Regions from separate parts of the Homo sapiens genome. Here region 2 is linked to region 1. A link is an interaction called in ENCODE POLR2A ChIA-PET data of the cell type or tissue named here. Cell type or tissue: A673. All regions are shown on one strand. Links, peaks and the distances in the headings refer to the core of each region. The heading gives the core; the rest is flanking DNA.

The links. ChIA-PET counts read pairs that join two places held together with the same protein. Peaks named below come from ENCODE experiments on the same cell type or tissue, not always from the same donor. Only the 100,000 strongest peaks of a DNase experiment are listed, where the experiment ranks them.
Region 2: POLR2A ChIA-PET joins it to region 1 with 6 read pairs; 1 of 35 experiments calls an interaction of 5 or more read pairs at or near these places.

Annotation. Positions count from the first base shown.
Region 1 is chr20:43,440,297-43,450,310 of GRCh38, reverse strand. No RefSeq gene overlaps it. Among named protein-coding and RNA genes, the nearest start is that of SRSF6, 13 kb to the left of the region's middle. RefSeq lists silencers at 4,996-5,198, 5,929-6,120. In A673, for the core only: a CTCF peak has its summit at 5,063 (motif pointing right); a DNase peak (open chromatin) is centred at 5,060.
Region 2 is chr20:44,226,480-44,236,493 of GRCh38, reverse strand. No RefSeq gene overlaps it. Among named protein-coding and RNA genes, the nearest start is that of GDAP1L1, 16 kb to the left of the region's middle. RefSeq lists an enhancer at 4,066-4,695. In A673, for the core only: no CTCF peak of the experiment used is centred there; a DNase peak (open chromatin) is centred at 4,573.

The DNA of each region.
Region 1 (10,014 bases), core at 2,900-7,899:
TAAGTGCTAATTGAGAGCAGCGCCACTCTGGGACATTGTGCAGAGCACGTGAAGCGAGACTCTCCATTCAGCAGATATTAGTGTGCTGATGGGTTCACCAGGATGTGCTGGTGGGATGGAATCTTCCACCTTCTGGTTAGTGCTGCCCAGACACACCACCTTCAGAGGGGAGCAAGGATGTCCTCACCAGATCCCACATTTCCTCCGCCAAGACTTATCCAAACAGAAAATTCCAGTGTGGCTCTGGAGCCACTGGAACTCTCAGATTGTTGTTGGCAGTGTAAATTGGCACAATCACTTTGGAAAGCTGCATGGTGGTGTCCATTAAAGCTGAAAGCTGGTAGTGGCTGTCACCGTAACCTAGGGAGGGGAGGGCTAGGAAGGGGTATGAGGGGCTGCTGGAATTCTGATCACATTTTGTTTCTTGAGCTGGGTACGGGGGTGCTCTGTTTATGAAGAGGCGCTGAGCTGTGTGCTGATGATTTGTGCATGCTACTGTATGCATGTTGTACTTCACCGGAAAATTAAAACAAAAAAGATGATAAATCTCTAAAGAAAATTACAATTACACACTTCACCTAGAGCCCTCTGGGTCATGCTGGTAACTAAAGCTCTACTGATAACTTTATTTATTTGTTTTTTCTGAGATGGAGTCTCGCTGTGCCACCAGGCTGGAGTGCAGTGACACGATCTCAGCTCACTGCAACCTCCACCTCCTGGGTTCAAGCAATTCTCCTGTTTCACTGCAACCTCCACTTCCTGGGTTCAAGTGATGCTCCTGTCTCACTGCAACCTCTGCCTCCTGGGTTCAAGCAATTCTCCTGTCTCAGCCTCCTGAGTAGCTAGGATTACAGGCGTGTGCCATCACTCCTGGCTAATTTTTGTATTTTTAGTAGAGTTGGGGTTTTACCATGTTGGCCAGGCTGGTCTCAAACTTCTGACCTTGTGATTTGCCCACCTCGGCCTCCCGAAGTGCTGGGATTACACCACGCTCGGTTGAGAACTTGATTTACAGTCTTTGTCCAGAAATGTTAATTAATCTGAATCAATTAGTTGTTTATGGTTTGGTTGAGGGGGCAGGGGGCTTGTTTTCCAATGGGTTTTCTGTTGGCTAGGACATGATCCATGGTGCTGAAGGTGTGGCTTTGTTGCCACCTGGTGGCTATCAGTGTGATTACGGTGGCAGAAAAATTAACAGCGGCTCATTCCTGCCTGAAAGAAGCTCACAGCTATTGATAGAAGGTTCTTGAAGGTCCCCGAATCCAAGTCTTCTAATTGTCAAGCCTCTTATTCACCTAGAAGTTTTCTGGCCCTCACTTGGCTACACCCCTGTTGGAGAGTTCACTGTTTAACTGGGGGTCCAAGTCCATTGTTGGACATCTTTCACTGTGTGTTATTAATTCTTTATATAAACAATTGCCTTCCTTGAATTGTCTACCCACTGGTCCTGGCTGTGCCCGAGGCTGTGCAAATACATCTGTTTCCCACAAATGGGTCTTTCAGATGTTGGGGTCAGCACTCAGATGCTCTATTCATGTCCTCTCTTCTGGCTAAATGCCCATAGTCTCCCTGATATGGTTAGGCTCTGTGTCTCCACCCAAATCTCATCTCAAATTGTAATCCCCCCGTGGAGGGAGGCACCTGGTGGGAGACAATTGGGTCACGGGGGTGGTTTCCCCCATGCTGTTCTCGTGATAGTGAGGGAGTTCTCATGAGATCTAATGGTTTATAAGTGGCAGTTTCTCTTTTGTGCTCTCTCTCTCTCTCTATCTCTCTCTATCTCTATCTATCTCTCTCTCTCGATCTCTCTCTCCCTCCCTCCCTCTCTCCCTCCCTCCCTCTCTCCCTCCCTCCCTCCCTCTCTCCCTCCCTCCCTCTCTCCCTCCCTCCCTCCCTCTCTCCCTCCCTCCCTCTCTCCCTCTCCCTTCCTCTCTCTCCCTCTCTCCCTTCCTTCCTCTCTCCCTCTCTCTCCCTCCCTGTCTCTCCCTCTCCCTCTCCCTCTCCCTGCTTTCTCCCCTCTCTCTCTCTTCTCTCTCTCTCCTGCTGCCAGGTAAGACGTGCCTGCTTCCCCTTCACCTTCTGCCATGATTGTAAGTTTCCTGAGGCCTCCCCTGCCATGCAGAACCACGAGTCAATTAAAACTCTTTTCTTTATGAATTACTCAGTCTCAGTATTATCTTTATAGCAGTGTGAGAATGGACTAACACATCCCCAGATATCCCTCCTGTGATCTGGTTTCAAGTCTGTTCATCCTTCTGGCTGCTCACTGCTGACGTGCTCAGTTTCATGTGTGGCCCTCAGAGCTGACCTTGGCCTTCCTGGACTTGTCTGGATATGACTGTTGGTGCCACAGTTTGTTGTTCTCTACGCCAGGTAAGAGCTGCGGCCTTTGGTGGTGGCTGGAGCCCAATTCCTCACTCAGTCCTACTTCTCCTGCTGCTTGGAGCCAGATTGGAATCAAGAAGCTCCTGGAAAAAGCTGGGAAGGGTGATGAGTGCCCATAGTCCCAGCTGCTTGGGAGGCTGGAGCAGGAGGCTTACTTGAGTCTAGGAGTTTGAATCCAAACTGGACAACATAGCAAGACCCCATCTCTTTTTGTTTTTTGTTTTTTTGAGACAGAGTCTCACTCTGTCGCCCAGGCTGGAGTGCAGCGGTTGGATCTCGGCTCACTGCAACCTCCGTCTCCTGGGTTCAAGTGATTCTCCTGCCTCAGCCTCCTGAGTAGCTGGGACTACAGGTATGCGCCATCATGCCCAACTAATTTTTGTATTTTTAGTAGAGACAGGGATTTCACCATGTTGGCCAGGCTGGTCTTGAACTCCTGACCTCAAGTGATGTGCCCACCTTGGCCTCCAAAAGTGCTGGGATTACAGGTGTGAGCCATTGTACCTAGACAAGACCCCATCTCTTAAAAAAAAAAAAAAAAAAAGAAGCTTTTGAAATTGTCCATTGTGGCAAATGTGGAAGCAGGCCAGTCAGCAGAATGGAAATCCAGTAGGTACTGGTGGGTAGACTCAGGATCATTGCCCGGGTTTCCGGGGCAGTGGTGAAATAGAAATGCTGATGAGAATGCCAGGTGTGGTGGCTCACACCTGTATTCCCAGCACTTTTGGGAGGCTGAGGTGGGCGGATCACCTGAGGTAAGGAGTTCGAGACCAGCCTGGCCAACTTGGTGAAACCCCGTCTCTACTAAAAATACAAAAATTAGCCAGGCATGGTGGCAGGCACCTGTAATCCCAGCTCCTTAGGAGGCTGAGGCAGGAGAATGGCTTGAACCCAAGAGATAGAGGTAGCAGGGAGCTGAGACTGCACCATTGTACTCCAGCCTGGGCACAAGAGTGAAACTCTGTCTCAAAAAAAAAAAAAAAAGTTGATGAGGAAAATCCTAGTTGGCCACATGTCAGGTGAAGAGCATGAGGCCATGGGGAAGATCAGAGACAGTTACAGCCCACAGCATACTTCAGTTAGCAGCATTGTCTTCAAGCCTGTCAGAATCCTGCAGGAAGCAGCACTGAGGTCCCCTCTCAGATCTTTCCTGAAGCTGGTGCATGCAGGTTTCCGGCCTGGCCAGGCTGTGGCTTGCAGACCTTTTACTCATCATTAGTTCCACATGCTGTCATCTGGACAGATATAATGGAAGCATGTTCCTGATTGCCTCGGGGGTGCATGTGCTTTTCACTGCAGCCCTTATTCTGGTAGCAAAAGCTGCCTCACATGGTGGCCCTCTAATGTCACAGGCAGGAAAAGCTGAGCGGGTCTGCCACATGGCAGAGGTACAGAATGTACCTCCTTGGAGAGTGAGGGGAAATGAGTTGTTTTCAGGCACCCCAACTAGCCCGGGCACAGTGCTCATCTCAGGGGACATAACCAGATGAGACAGGCCCAGGTGGGCCATCCAAAAATCGCAGTCCCAAGGCAGTGGTCTCAGGCATTGGCGAGCACCACTGAAACACGGATATGTGGGTCCCATCATCAGCATCAGGCTCCCTGGGTGCATGCAGGGCCTGGGGCCCTGCGTGTTAAAATCCTCCTGCAGAGCCGAGAGGCAGATGCTCAGGGGACCACACTAGGAAAGGTGGAACTGAAGGGACAGCAAGCAGATAAGTGGCTGCCCCAGCTGGCGACTGGAGGAGGGAATTGACTGTCGAGAGGCAGGAAGGAGTGAGGGAAATGTTCCAGATCATGATTATTGCGATGTCTACACAAACGTATATATTTGTCAAAACTCATTGAACTGTCTACTTAAAATAGGTGCACTTTACCATATGTAAATTATGTATCAATAAAGATGATAAAAAACAAAGCTGGCCAGGCGCAGTGGCTCACGCCTGTAATTCCAGCACTTTGGGAAGCCGAGGTGGGTGCATCACCTGAGGTCAGGAGTTTGAGACCAGCTTGGCCAACACAGTGAAACCCCGTCTCTACTAAAAAATACAAAAATTAGCCAGGCATGGTGGCAGGCACCTGTAGTCCCAGCTACTCGGGAGACTGAGGCACGAGAATCGCTTGAACCCGGGAGGTAGAGGTTGCAGCCAGCCACGATCGTGCCACTGCATTCCAGCCTGGGTGACAAGAGCAAAACTCCCTCTCAAAAAAAAAAAAAAAAAAAGCTAAGAAGGTCATCCCATGTTTTTGTCCTCAGAGAGCCTTGGTTAAGCCTCTTTCATCCCACCCTAAGGCCCGGTGCAGTGGCTCATGCCTGTAATCCCAGCACTTTGGGAGGCTGAGGTGGGCGGATCACTTGAGGGTCAGGAGTTTGAGACCAGCCTGGCTAAACATGGTAAAACCCCGTCTCTGCTAAGAATACAAAAGGGCATGGTGGTGCGTGCCTGTAATTCCAACTACTCCAGAGGCTGAGGCAGGAGAATCGCTTGAACCCGGGAGGTGGAGGCTGCAGTGAGCCAAGATCACACCACGGCACTCCAGCCTGGGCAACAGAGGGAGACTCCATTCCCCACCCCCCACCTAAAAAATTCACCCCACCCTAGGCAGATGCCAGAACTTCCTTCACATCTGAACAAAACCGAAAACTGGGACCTCCAGGCCTGTAGGGGACGCTGTCTCCCGCAGTGCCACAGTGTCTCTCAACGGATCATTGAGAGAACCCACTTTGTGCCACAGGCACCCTATGGGGAAGAGGGTTGGGAGTACAGCCGTGTGTCCCTTAAAGACGGGGATATGTTCTGAGAAAAGTTGTATTAGGTGATTTCAACCCTGTGTGAACATCATAGAGTCCACTATACATCCCTAGATGGGATAGCCTCCCACACACTAGGGCTGGTGCAGCCTGCCACCCCTAGGCTACAAACTGCAGCATGCAACTGACCCCATAACATAGACGATGGTAACACAGTGGGAAGTGTCTGTGTATGGATGACGCCAGACTGGCAAGCCCCAGAATTGGGGCTTAGCTTGGGAGAGTTCTTGTCTTTGTCCAGGAAAGAATTCAAGGGTGAGCCGGTGATGTTAGCAACTTTTATTGAAGCAGCGTACGTCAGCCACAGAGGTACTGCCACAGGCAGTGTGACAGAATAGCAGCTCAGGGCCAGGGGCAGTTCTGCACTCATATTGATATTCACTTTTTTTTTTTTTTTTTGAGATCGAGTCTTGCTGTGTCACCCAGGCTGGAGTGCATTGGCGCGATCTCGACTCGTTGCAACTTCTGCCTCCAGGGTTCAAGCGATTCTCCCACCTCAGCTTCTGTAGTAGCTGGGATTACAGGCGCCTGCTACCATACCCGGCTGATTTTTGTATTTTTAGTAGAGACGGGGTTTCACCATATTGGCCAGACTGGTCTCAAACTCCTGATCTCAGGTGATCCTCCTGCCTCAGCCTTTCGAAGTGCTGGGATTACAGGCATGAGCCACTGCAGCCGGTCAAGATCCACTTTTAATTACATGCAAATTAAGGGGTGGATTATGAAGAAATTTCTAGAAAAATAGCAGTAACTTCTGCGTAGACGGGTCATTGCCATGGGAAGGGGTGAGAACGTCCGGGTGTTGCCATGGCAACAGTAAACTGACAGGGCACTGGTGGGTGTGTCTTACAGAGCATCCTTTTACCTCTTTCCTGTTTCAGCTAGTCTTCAATCTGGTCTGGTGTGCAAGCTCCACCTCGAGTCCAGTCCTGCCTCCAACCTCATCTAAACATAGAAAAGTATGTTGAAAATACGGTTATAATCTTATGGGACGATCTTTGTGTGAGTGGCTCCTCCTTGACCCACTGCGTTGTGTGGCTCATTGTAATGACTGTAGCTGGAGTTATACTGCCTGAGTCTAGTTCCCTCATCTGCTAGCTTTATGACCCTGGACAAACTTCATAACTTTCTCGTGCCTCAGTTCCTTGACTGTAAAATGAAGAAAGCAATAGTGCCTATCTCAAAGAGTTGTGCAAAAATTTTAAAAATTTATTTCATTGTAAAACACTTGGAACAGCAGCTAGCATACAGTAGGCATGAAGTGAGCGTTCGCGATTATTATTTAATAAATGCAACTTTCATCCATGCTGTTTTTCCCTCCTAATTTTGCCATGGAGATCATTTTTATGGAGAGCTCTTAGTTCTCCATCTTTTATGACAGGCTGATTCTGGTCCCATTACAGCCATCTTCTTGGATAGAGGATGGCTACATGGGAGGTGGGAGCTGGACCTGGAGCAGAAAGAGCTGGAAGGTTGGAGTGTAGCCTCGGTTTGGGACAGTTTCACTCTGTGATGAAGACCAGGACGCTTTCTTTTTATTTTATTTAGTTATTTGAGATGGGGTTTTGCTCTGTCGCCCAGGCTGGAGTTAAGTGGCATGATCATGGCTCACTACAGCCTCCATCTCCTGGGCTCAAGCGATCCTCCCACCTCAGCCTCCCGAGTAGCTGGGACCATAGGCATGAGCCACGACATCTGGCTAAGTTTTTGATTTTTTTTTTTTTTTTTGAGATGGAGTCTGGCTCTGTTGCCCAGGCTAGAGTGCAGTGGCACGATCTCGGCTCACTACAAGCTCGCCTCCCGGGTTCATGCCATTCTCCTGCCTCAGCCTCCCAAGTAGCTGGGACTACAGGTGCCCGCCACCATGCCTGGCTAACTTTTTGTATTTTTAGTAGAGACGGGGTTTCACCGTGTTAGCCAGGATGGTCTCGATCTCCTGACCTCATGATCCACCCACCTCGGCCTCCCAAGGTGCTGGGATTACAGGCATGAGCCACCGTGCCTGGCTGATTTTTTTTGTAGAGACAGGGTTTTGCCATGTTGCCCAGGCTGCTCTCGAACTCCTGGACTCAAGTAATCCGCCTGCCTTGGCCTCCCAAAGTGCTGGGATTATATACGTGAGCCACCATGCCTGATGCAGGACCTTTTCTTGAGCCCTCTGGCCCTTGCTAATGCCTAGCAGGCTGGGGTTCTGCTTGCTTTACCTCTGTGAGCCCCTCAGCCGACACCTCAGAAAAATGGGGATGAAGCTGGCTCCCGGGGCAGTGTCAGGATCAGGTGAGAGGGCATGAAGAACTCTTGGTGCTTGTCTCTGAATTTTTCCAGAAGCAGCCTCTGAGACAAGATTCTCAGTATTATTTTACAAGTAGTTGATTTGGGAGGTGATCCCAGCAAGCACCAGTAGGAGAAGATGTGAGACAGGGAATGGGAGGAAGTCAGCCAATGTGTTTGTGGGATGAGGACAGCCCAGAGCAACTGGAGCTTCATGCCTCTGTGAACTCTGGGAGACGGGGCAGAACACACCTCGGACAGAGGGGAGAGGATGGCCTCCCAGCCAAGCAGGGAGAAAGCTGGGTGTTCATACGTTAACTGCCCAGCTGCCCTTGGTTGAAGCTTGCTTCCAGGAGTGTTCACTCTGGCATTTCCTGCTTGCTTGATTGGCTGAATCTTCTTCCACAGCCAGAAATTAAGAAGCCCCAGGGCTGGGAGGTAGGAGTTGCGAGCAAGCCTTTGGCTTGTGAAGGTGAGTGCTGGGAGGACAACAGTGCAAATTGTGTATGCTAAAGGCAGTCAGCTCCTGATAAGAACTAGTTAATGTAGTCAGGAGCAGTGGCTCATGGCTGTAATCCCAGCACTTTGGGAGGCCAAGGTGGGCGGATCACCTGAGGTCAGGAGTTTGAGACCAGCCTGACCAACATAGCGAAACCCCATCTCTACTAAAAATACAAAAATTAGCTGGGTGTGGTGGCACATGCCTGTAATTCTAGCTACTTGGGAGGCTGAAGTAGGAGAATCGCTTGAACCTGGGAGGTGGCGTTTGCAGTGAGCCGAGATTGCACCACTGCACTCCAGCCTGGGAGACAGAGTGAGACTCCATCTCAAAAAAAAAAAAAAAAAAAAAAAAAGAACTAGGTAATATAGTTGGGCGTGGTGGCTCAGGGCTGCTAATCCCAGCACTTTGGGAGGCCAAGGCGGGAGAATTGCTTGAGCCCAGGAGTTTGAGACCAGCTTGCGCTATACAGCACAACCTCATCTCTACCAAAAACAAACAAACGAACAAACAAAAAAAAAATAGCTGGGCATGGTGGCGGGCACCTGTAGTCCCAGCTATGTGGGAGTATCGCTTGATCCCAGGAGTTCAAGCCTGCAGTGAGCTAGGATCGTGGTATTGCACTCCGGCCTGGGCAAGAGAGCAAGAACCTGTCTCTTAAAAAAAAAAAAAAAAGTGTAGATTTAAGCATCTTACCTGTCTCACAGGAGTAGAGAAAAAGACCAAGTTTAAGGAGCTTCTCATAAACGGGCCACTTTTGCCATGTGGTGCACTCCAGCCAACTTTCAGCTCCTCCTTCAGATGTGAACCTGCCCTCCCACAAAGACTGAGTAACAGAAGATCATGACACCAGCCTCAGATTTTGGATGAACTCATGAATGCCTGTTCACCACAGTGAAAGGTCTTCTGGTGCCTGTAGGAGAAGGGCACCCGTGCAGGACTGGGGACCTGACCAGGTTCAGGTCTCTCTAAGACAACATGGCAGATGTAGGTGTTTGCGGAGTGGGGACTATGGGGATAGTCCAGTGGCCCACTGCTAATGGAGGTTGTGAGCTCTTTCTTTCTTTTTTTTTTTTTTTTGAGACAGACTCTCGCTTTCTCACCCAGGCTGGAGTGCAGTGGTGTCATCTTGGCTCACTGCAACCTCTGCCTCCCGGGTTCAAGCGATTCTCCTGCCTCAGCCTCCCAAGTAGCTGGAACTACAGGCGCTTGCCCACCAAACCCGGCTAATTTTTTGTATTTTTAGTACAGATGGGATTTCACCGTATTAGCCAGGATGGTCTTGATCTCCTAAAATCATGATCTGCCCACCTTGGCCTCCCAAGGTGCTGGGATTACAGGCGTGAGCTACTGCGCTGGCCGGTTGTGAGCTCTTTCAAGAGTGAATGCTAATGTTTCAAAACATTGGCCATCAACATTTTTTATGTGGCTTGGAGCCGTGGTGGGCTTTGGAATTATCCAACTTTGTACCTTTCCAGCAATGGGACAAGCCATCTCCTGCCTCTGAGCCTCATTTCTCATCTGTAGCATGGACATCGTAGTAGGACACCTTCCAGAGTCGAGTTGAGAAGTAAGTGTGGTGGTGCATCGTCAGTGCCTGGCACGGTGTGGACCAGGAGTTGGCAAACTTTTCCTGTAAAGGGCCAGGCAGCCAATATTTCAGCTTTGTGGGCCACATGGTCTCTGCTACACCTACTCAAATTTGTAGCATTAAAGCTGCTATAGGCAATATATACATCTTATAAAAATAGATGCTGAGTGGGCGTGGTGGCTCACGCCTGTGACCCCAGCACTTTGGGAGGCTGAGGGGGGCAGATCACATGAGGTCAGGAGTTCGAGACTAGCCTGGCCAAAATGGTGAAACTCCGTCTCTACTAAAAATACAAAAATTAGCCAGGCGTGGTGGCAGGCATCTGTAGTCCCAGCTACCCAGGAGGCTGAGGCAGGAGAATCACTTGAACTGGGAGGGGGAGGTTGCAGTGAGCCAAGATCATGCCACTGCAGCCTGAGCAACAGATCGAGACTGTCTAAAACAAAAAACAAAAAA
Region 2 (10,014 bases), core at 2,172-7,171, 790 kb before region 1:
TTTTTTTTTTGAATGGAGTCTTATTCTGTCACCCAGCCTGGAGTACAGTGGCACAATCTCGGCTCACTGCAACCTCCACCTCCTGGGTTCAAGCAATTCTCCTGCCTCAGTCTCCCAAGTAGCTGGGATTACAAGCACGTGTCACCACACCTGGCTAATTTTTGTATTTTTAGTAGAGACAGAGTTTCACCATGTTGGCCAGGCTGGTCTTGAACTCCTGACCTCAAATGACCCACCCTCCTTGGCCTCCCAAAGTGCTGGGATTACAGGCATGAGCCACTGCACCTGGCCTGTTGTTTATTTTTCTTAATTGGAGTTTCTGATTTTCCTTCTGTTATGGACTTAATTGTGCATCCGAAAATTGATATGATGAAGTAATCCCTAATGTGGTTATATATGAAAATAGGGCCTTTGAGGACACAATAAAGGTTAGATTAGGTCATAAGGGCAAAGCCCTAATTCAACAAGACTCTTGTTCTTCTAAGAGGAAGAGACACAGGAGTGCTCACAGAAGAAAGGCCCTGTGAGGACACAGTGAGACGGTTGCCGTCTGCAAGTCAGCAAGGGAGGCCTCAACAGAAACCAACCCTGCTGGCACCTTGATCTTGGACTTGCAGCTTCCACAACTATGAGAAAATGAGTTTCTGATTTTTTTTTTTTTTTGGTCTACTTCTTTCATTTAGTTTCTGATGTGTAAGCCACCTGGGGTGTGATATTTTGTTATGGCAGCCCAAGCTGACTAATATACCTATTGTAGACATGCATTATTCCATATATTTTTTTAATTTTTTAAATCAAAGTTGTTTAGGAAAAAAAAAAAGATATTGCTTGATTTCCCCGTGACCACTGAGGGCAAGCCAATCCTGGTCCTCACACTGCAGGAAAAGGGAAGGGAATTCACATCGTCTGAGTGTCCTTCTGAGCTAGACCTGTTACCAAAATCTCATGGAAAGGGCATTAATGTCCACATTTGACAGATGGAAACAGCAACTCAGAAAACAGTAAATGCTGACCAGGGCTGTGGCTCACACCTGTAATCCCAGCACTTTGGGAGGCCGAGGCGGGCGAATCACCGGAGGTCAGGAGGTCGAGGCCAGCCTGACCAACATGGTGAAACCCCGTCTCTACTAAAAATACAAAAATTAGCTGGGCATGGTTGTGGGTGCCTGTAATCCCAGCTACTTGGGAGGCTGAGGCAGAAGAATTGCTTGAACCTGGGAGGCAGAGGTTGCAGTGAGCTGAGATTGTGCCATCGCACTCCAGCCTGGGTGACAAGAGAGAAACTGCATCTCAAAAAAAAGAAAGAGCGAGAGATAGAGAGAGAGAGAGAAAAGTGAGCAAGAAAGAAAGAGAGAGAGAAAAGTGAGCAAGAAAAAAAGAGAGAGAGAAAGAAAGAAAACAAGAAATGCCTGGCCCCAAATCCCCAGCTAGGAAGCAAGCATAGCTGGCGTTGGGACCCAGGTCTATCTGACCCCCAAATCCAGTTGAGCTTGTCCCATCTCTTACCTCTGCCTCCATGTAGCGGATGCTGAAATGGCCACAGATATGGGTAGGGTCGGGGTGGGGAACATCTTTCAGCCCGTAAGGAGTACCCAGAAGATTTTGCTTCCAAATTCTGGGCAAGAATGGCTTTCCTGAGAGCAAGAAGTCACTTGAATTTTGCTGTGAAAAATCTTAACAGCTAACGCGTAACTTCTACATCTATTGCATCAGGGTTCACTGACTCGAGAAGCTGTAGGCATATGGGAGAAGTGTCATGAATGTGAGGCAAGCCAGGCATAAAGCAATGCTGTGTGGTGGAGACTGTGGCAAACTGGGGAGCACAAGTTCCGCTCAACAGGACAGCCGCTCCTCGTCCAGCCACTGGAATGCAAACCCAGGTGCCAGCGATTCTGGGTTTTCACGAACCTGGAAATCCAGAGGTTTGTGTGAATTTGCTCATTTAAAAATGTATTAATAAATTCGACTGGGTGCAGTGGCTCCCGCCTGTAATCCCAGCACTTTGGGAGACCAAGGCAGGTGGATCACCTGAGGTCAGGAGTTCGAGACAAGCCTGGCCAATATGACGAAGCCCCATCTCTTAATACAAAATTAGCTGGGCATGGTGCTGTGCGGCTGTAATCCCAGCTACTTGGGAGGCTGAGGCAGGAGAATCGCTTTAACCTGGGAGGCAGAGGTTGCAGTGAGCCAAGATGGCGCCACTGCACTCCAGCCTGGGCAACAGAGCAAGACTCCATCTCATAAAAAATAAAAATAAAAATTTATTGATAAATTTATATAAAAAAGAACACTGGGGCAGGCATAACAGAACATATCTACAGGGTGGATCCAAGCCCACACCTTGTCTGTTTGCAACCTCTGCATTAGAGCATTTAATTTTTGCCACACTCCCAGAGGCAGTATGTTTGGTAACATAGCACTCATTACTTTAACAGATACAAGTCACAGTAGCTAAACACATGGACGTTTATTTTTCACTCATATAAAGTCCAGTTGGCAGCGGTGTGGGGAGGAACAAAGAGTTCTATCAACTTTCCCTTGGGGCTTTGAAGCTACCCCAGGCATTGATATCCAATGGGCAGATGGGCAGAGAGAGTGGCGGATCATGGGGGTTTTATGGGCAGCAGCATTCCTCACTTCTGCCCACATTCATTGGCCACAACTCAGTCATGTGGTCGCCCCACCTCAATGCAAAGTGGAGCTGGGAAATGCAGTCCCTGGTGAGTGGCAGCCTCTTTCCAACACCTACTGCGTCCTATGGACTGAGAACACAGGTCTCTGGGGGCAGAGATCCATCTCTGCCTCACGCAGTTATTATCATCATCTCTATTTTACAGATGAAGACATGAATCTCAGAGAGGGTAAGTGACCTGTGAGAAGTCACACAGCCAGGAGCCCTGTCTTACTGACTCCAATCCAGGGATCTTTCCTCCATCTGTGTTTCTCAACCTTGCATCTCATGAGAATCACCTATGGCACTTGTTAAACATACAGGTTCCTGGTCCTCACCCCAGACTTTGAATCTGAATGTTCAGCGGAAGAATGTGGTAATCCTAGATGGTTCTTATATTAGGCTCTACACTGGTGGCTGAACCTTAGCACCATCTGGGTAGCTTTGTGAAACAAGAATCTCTTGGCCCTGACACCTAGCAATTCTGATTCAGTTGGTCTGGGGCAGGAGCCCTGACATGGACATTTTATAAAGCTCCCAGGTGATCCTGAAAACCACTGCTTCTGCTCCAAACCAAACTGGGCTGGTCATCAGTCTCACCCAGTAGAGATTTCAAGCTGAAGCAGTGAAAGAGAAGGTGGCGGGGAGTGGAGGGGTGTCAATCACTGATTTTTTACCCTGTGTGCACATTAGAACTAACTAAGGCCTTTTATAAAGTAGCAATGCCAGGAATCCAGCCCTAGAGATTCTGATTTAATTGGTTTATGGTATGGCCTGGGAATCCACATTTATTTATTTATTTATTTATTTATTATTTATTTTTAAGATGGAGTCTCACTCTGTTGCCAAGACTGGAGTGCAGTGGCATGATCTTAGCTCACTGCAACCTCTGCCTCTCGGGTTTAAGTGATTCTCCTGCCTCAGCCTTCCCGAGTAGCTGGGCTTATGCCTGCCACAACAACCAGTTAATTTTTGTATTTTTAGTAGAGACAGGGTTTCACCATGTTAGCCAGGTTGGTCTCAAACTCCTGACCTCAAGTGATCCACCCGCCTTGGCTTCCCAAAGTGTTGGGACTACAGGCGAGAGCCTGTAATAAAATAAATAAATAATAAATATAAATATAAATATAAATAAAATATAAATAAAAAATATATATAAATAAAAATAAATAGGTGCACAGCCTATTTATTTATAAAATAAATTTATAAAAATAAATTTATTTAAAAAATATAAATATAAAAAATATATAAATATAAATAAATAATTAGGCGCCCAGCCTATTTACTTATTTTTGAGACAGAGTCTTGCTGTGTCGCCAGGCTGGAGTGCAGTGGCATGATCTTGGTTCTCTGCAACCTCTGCCTCCTGGGTTCAAGCGATTCTCCTCTCTCAGGCTCCCATGTAGATGGGACTACAGGCACCCACCACCACGCCCAGCTAATTTTTGTATTTTTAGTAGAGATAGGGTTTCACCGTGTTGGCCAGGCTAGTCTTGAACTCCTGACCTCAGGTCATTTGCCCGCCTCAGCCTCCCAAAGTGCTGGGATTATAGGCATGACCCACCGTGCCCAGCCGCTTTCCCTATTTTTAAAGCTCTCATAGAGGACTGTGATCCTCCCCTCTGCCCCAGGGTCTTGCTACTCAAAGCATAGTCTAAAGCATCAGCACAGCACTGGGAGCTTGTAAGAAATGCAGAGTCTCAGGCCCTACCCTAAGCCCACAGTTTAGCAGACTTCCAGGAGATTGGCATGCACTTTAATTGTGAGAAGCTCTGCTGTAAGGCACACAGGCTCCTTTTGGGAGGACAGCCGATTAGGTCCTCCAATCAGGGCTGGCCCATCTTCTCGTCCTTCCCCACCCAGCTCTTGAAGCTGCGAAAGTTTTTTCAGTGTCATCAGCATAGCTGGCCCCCAAGTGTCTGGCCCTTGCTGCCCCCTGCTGTGGCCATCTGCTCATGAATACCCTGTCAGAAGGTCTGGGCATGTGCAGTTTGGTGAATCAGCAGGGGTTTGCAGGCCCTTCCTGCCAGGGAAGGGCATCACAGACCCTCGGCATCCACTCAAGGAGCAGACTATGGGATTGCATGCTTCACCCAAGGAAGATCTAAAGGTCTTTAGATCTGCAGGTTGGAGAAAATGACAGACTTGTTCTGTGAGGTTCTGGGACCAATCAGAGGAAGTTATAGGGAGCGCTGTTGCAGTTCAATATAAGGAAAAGGTTCAAACAAGCAGGAAGGGGCTGAGGCAGAGGGCAGTGAACATCCTGTTTCTGAAAAGAACATGCAGGGGTTGAATGACCTTCTTTCAGGGAGAACCTGTGGGTTGGGTGTGAGCTTGGAGGGGGCCTCCACTCAGGGCTGGAACATGCAGCCTCCCCAAAGGCAGGGAGGCCGGGTCATGGCGCGAGAAGAGCATGGGGAGCGAGATGATTCAGGATTCCTCTGTGTCTCTCCCTGCCAACGTTGATTCATCAAACCGCGCCTATGCCCAGACCTCCTGACAGTTTCCATAATGAGAGAGCTGTGGCCAAGGTCATGGGGCATGAAGGCAGTTTGGTTAAACACAAACTGTCTGAGTGTGAAATAACTTCCATGTTGGTCTCTGCTAGTTTGTAAGCTCAGTAAGGTCAGTGGCGGCTACCTGTTGAGTCTGCAGCACCTGGCAGAGGGTCCGGCAGATAATATTCATAGCATCTGCCCAATAAATATTTGTTGACTTCAATATAATTGGTTGAAAATATTAGTCCCTTGTTTGTTTTTATTTTGAGACAGTCTCATTCTGTTGCCCGGGCTGGAGTGCAGCGGCGTGATCTCAGTTGACTGCAACCTCTGCCTCCTGGGTTCAAGTGATTCTCCCGCCTCAACCTCCCAAGTAGCTGGGACTACAGGTGCATGCCACCATACCTGACTTTTTGTATTTTTAGTAGAGACAGGGTTTCACCATGTTGGCCAGGCTGGTCTCGAACTCCTGACCTCAAGTGATCTGCCTGCCTCAGCCTCCCAAAGTGCTGGGATTACAGGCGTGAGCCACCACTCCCGGCCCCTTGTGTTTTTTTTTTTTTTTTTTGAGACAGAGTTTCTCTCTTGTCACCCAGGCTGGAGTGCAATGCCGGGATCTCGGCTCACTGTAACCTTTGCCTCCTAGGTTCAAGCAACTCTCCTGCCATAGCCTCCCCAGTAGCTGGGATTACAGGCGTCCGCCACACCTGCCACATTTTTATATTTTTAATAGAGACAGGGTTTCACCGTGTTGGCCAGGCTGGTCTCGAACTCCTGACTTCAGGTGATCCGCCCACCTCAGCCTCCCGAAGTGCTGGGATTACAGGCATGAGCCACTGCACCCGGCCCCTTGCGTGTTTCTTATTGATAATTTTTATCACTGTAGGATAATTTGACATCCTTTCGTGCCCTTTTGAGCACTTTTGTCAGCTGTTCAAATTTTATGGTTTTTTTTTCCTTGATTTCTCTTTATGCTCTAATTCTTCTTCACCCAACTTATATGTGCACTGCACTCGTTGTAACAGCAACACAACTAGAATATCCTAAAGGGCCCACAAAAGACGGTTTGTTAAATTAAGCTCAGTATATTAGTAAGGGACAACAGCAAATTGCAAAATAGCCTGTGTGGTCAGATCTCATTAAAGGTATTTTTGATATGTATGCAAAGAAAATACTTAAAACACTGGTTCTTGTTTCAATGAGTCAAGAACCTCTCTGTGAATTGAATGAGAGGTAGAAACTTGAACCCAAACACACAACTTTAGTGAATTCAGGGGCTCCCTTCCCCAAAAGCAGGCTACTAATCCGGGTTAAGAATCACATATTGACCAAGTGTTGTGACTCACGCCTGTAATTCCAGCACCTTGGGAGGCCGAGGCCGGCAGATCACTTGAGGTCAGGAGTTCGAGACCAACCTGGCCAACATGGTGACACTCCATTTCTACTAAAAATACAAAAAATTAGCCGGATATGGTCGGGGGCTCCTGTAATCCCAGCTACCCAGGAGGCTGAGGCAGGAGAATTGCTTGAACAGGAGAGGCGGCGGTTGTAGTGAGCCCAGATTTCACCACAGCACTCCAGCCTAGGTGACAGAGTGAGACTACATTTCAATAAAACAAAAGGAAAAGAACCACGTATCTAGAAGGCTTCCACCAGGATGCCACGGCCTTTGGGTGGGTGGAATCATGGGTGTTCTTTAGGAGCTACTTTTTGCTTGGCTGTATTTCTTTTTTTTCCTTCCTATTCTGAGCATTGGTTACTTTTGAATAAGAGACAGGAGCTGGACTTACTCTAAACTCTACTTTAAATCTCTAGTTCATTTTAGCCAGCTTTCTCTAATTGGCAGTGTTTTTGAGGAAACTTCAGATTGAAAAAGGGTGAATGCTTCCAATAACCAGTTAATGAGGAAGCTGAGGCCCAAGAGGTCCAGTGATTTATCTGCCCAGGATGGGCAGCAGGGCAGGCTGAGAACTCAGGCCCATCTCCTTATGTCCTCTCCTCCCCTCCCGATTACTGCCATCTCTCCACGTCAGCAATGCTCAGGTGTCTCCGGCATTCATGGCCTCACAGCTTGGACACTCCATGCCCCTGACATGACTGGTGTGGATTCTAGAGAGTGGAGACGTTAGACCACGCAACCTCCACATACACCTTTGCTTTACTGGAAAACCACACTGGGCTGCAGATCAAACACACAGAACTGCTGGCAGAAGTCCTGTGCCCGGCACCAGGGCCAGGAGCTGTCTGCCCACTCTGAACGTCGGCTATTGGAGGAGCCCACTCCACACGATTCACAAGGGCTGCAGGCAAGTCTACGCTACTTCTACCACGTGGGAAATTTTCTTGGGAATATCCAAGTGATACCAACAAGTTCCCCGTGGACACTTCGTCCAGGCTGACTCTGGCTGACTCTGCACCAAGTGGAAGGAGTGCGGTACTGCTCCAGGAGTCCTTGCCATGCCGGGTGGGGGGGTGGGGGGTGGGAGTGGGTGAGACTGGGCTCCACTCCATTTCCACTCTGACGGGACATAGTGGAGATGAGGAGGGAATGTGAGCCCCACCAGAGCCTATGCCAGCAGCTCCAGCTCCAGCTCCGCAGCAGCACCAGGGGGCTTGGCTCAGCTCTGACAGCCCTGGAATTTCACTGGGCAAATAGATCTCAGGTTTCAAAGCTGGGAAATGAACGTGGGCATGAAATGTGCCCCTGGGCAGATGAGTCCATGGTGTATGTGCTGGGTTTCCCAGGGTCAGCCGCAAGGTACATTTTGTTTTGGAGGTCTGCTCAGTGGTAACGAGTCTCTCTGGGCCAAGGTGATTCTTGGAGATGGCCCCTGGGCCTGGGTGTCAACCAGGTGAAAATGGTTTGGAAGAGCAATAGAGGAATTCTGATGGCCAGAGGATGGGAGACTGGAACCTGAAGCACGGATGGATTCTCAAGGCCCGCACTGAGGACTTCCTTCTATACCTCATCAAGGAAAAACACACAGGCACGTACACAATTAAGTCTTAGGAACACACTGCAACATCAGTCAACAGTTAATGGTCCAAGAGGTAGAGACCTTTAAAAAAACCCCTTGATGGCGCCGAGTGCAGTGACTCACTCCTGTAATCCCAGCACTTTGGGAGGCTGAGGTGGGTGGATCACGAGGTCAGGAGTTCGAGACCAGCCTGGCCAACATGGTGAAACCCCATCTCTACTAAAAATACAAAAATTAGCCGGTCGTGGTGGTGGGTGCCTGTAGTCCCAGTTACTCAGAAGGCTGAGGCAGGAGAGTTGCTTGAACCCGGGAGGTAGATGTTGCAGTGAACCGAGATTGCGCCATTGCACCCCAGCATGAGCAACAGAGGGATACTCCGTCTCAAAAATAAATAAATAAATAAAAAATCCTTAATGGCCTTTCAAAAGAATTATAGAAATCATACATGTTCATTATATCAAATTCAAGTAATATATAAAGGAAGAAATAAAGATATCTCTATTATCCTGAAAAGGTATAGAATAAATTATCATTTTGCAAACTACCAGATTGGCAAGATTGGAAAGAATGACACTGTCCCCCACTGGCAATCTTGGTGGAGGCCAGGGTTTCTCATCCTTGGAACTATTGACATAACTCTTTGTTGTGGGGGACTCTCCTGTTTATTGTAAGGTGTCAAGCAGCATCCCTGCCTTCTGTCCACTAGATATCAGTAGCATCTCCGTCACCATCCCCCAAGTTGTGACAGCCAAAAATATCTCCAGGCATTGCCAAATGTCCCCTCAGGGGCAGAACCTCAGAGGAAGAAGCATCTCTGGCTGAGAACTACCGTAGGCCAATGGGTGCCCCAAACACCACTGGTGGGAGTGGAATCCAGGAATTCTGCCTGTTCATCAAATATTACAATCTGTGTTACCAGCAACTTCACTTCAAAATACATTTACAAGAGGACAAACTTGTTTGACAAGCATTTTAATGCAGCACCATTGGTAATATTTTAAACATTGGTAATAACCAGGCCAGGTGTGGTGGCTCACACCTGTAATCCCAGCACTTTGGGAGGCTGAAACAGGTGGATCACCTGAAGTCAGGGGTTTGAGACCAGCCTGGCCAACATGTTGAAAACCCATCTCTACTAAAAATACAAAAATTAGCCAGGTATGGTGGCGCATGCCTGTAATCCCAGCTACTCGGGAGGCTGAGGCAGGAGAATCACTTGAACCCAGGAGGCGGAAGTTGCAGTGAGTCGAGATCGCACCACTGCACTCCAGCCTGGGAGACAGTGAGACTCTGTCTCTAAATAAATAAATAAATAAATAAAATAATAAAAATTGGTAATAACCCAAATTAAATAATACATTAAATATACATACCTGTAAAATGCCCAGACATTGAAAAGAGACATTGAAAAGAGTTTCTGTGTCTGTCTTTTTTTTTTTTTTTTCTAAGACGGAATTTCACTCTTGTTGCCCAGGCTGGAATGCAATGGTGAGATCTTGGCTCACTGCAACCTCCGCCTCCCGGATTCAAGTGATTCTCCTGCCTCAGCCTCCTGAGTAGCTGGGATTACAGGCACGTGCCACCATGCCCGGCTAATTTTTGTATTTTTAGTAGAGACGGGATTTCACCATGTTGGCCAGGCTGGTCTCGAACTCCTGACCTCAGGTGATCCACCCGCCTCGGCCTCCCAAAGTGCTGGGATTACAGGTGTGAGCCACCGCGCCTGGCCATGTCTTTCTTTCTAGAATAGAAAAGTAGCTCTGATGTAGCAAGGTCTTAAAATCATGAGGAGGATAAATCAAGATGCAGTATAGGGGACATTTTTATAAAATTTAAAGAACAAACTGTACAAACAAGTGCACGTGTA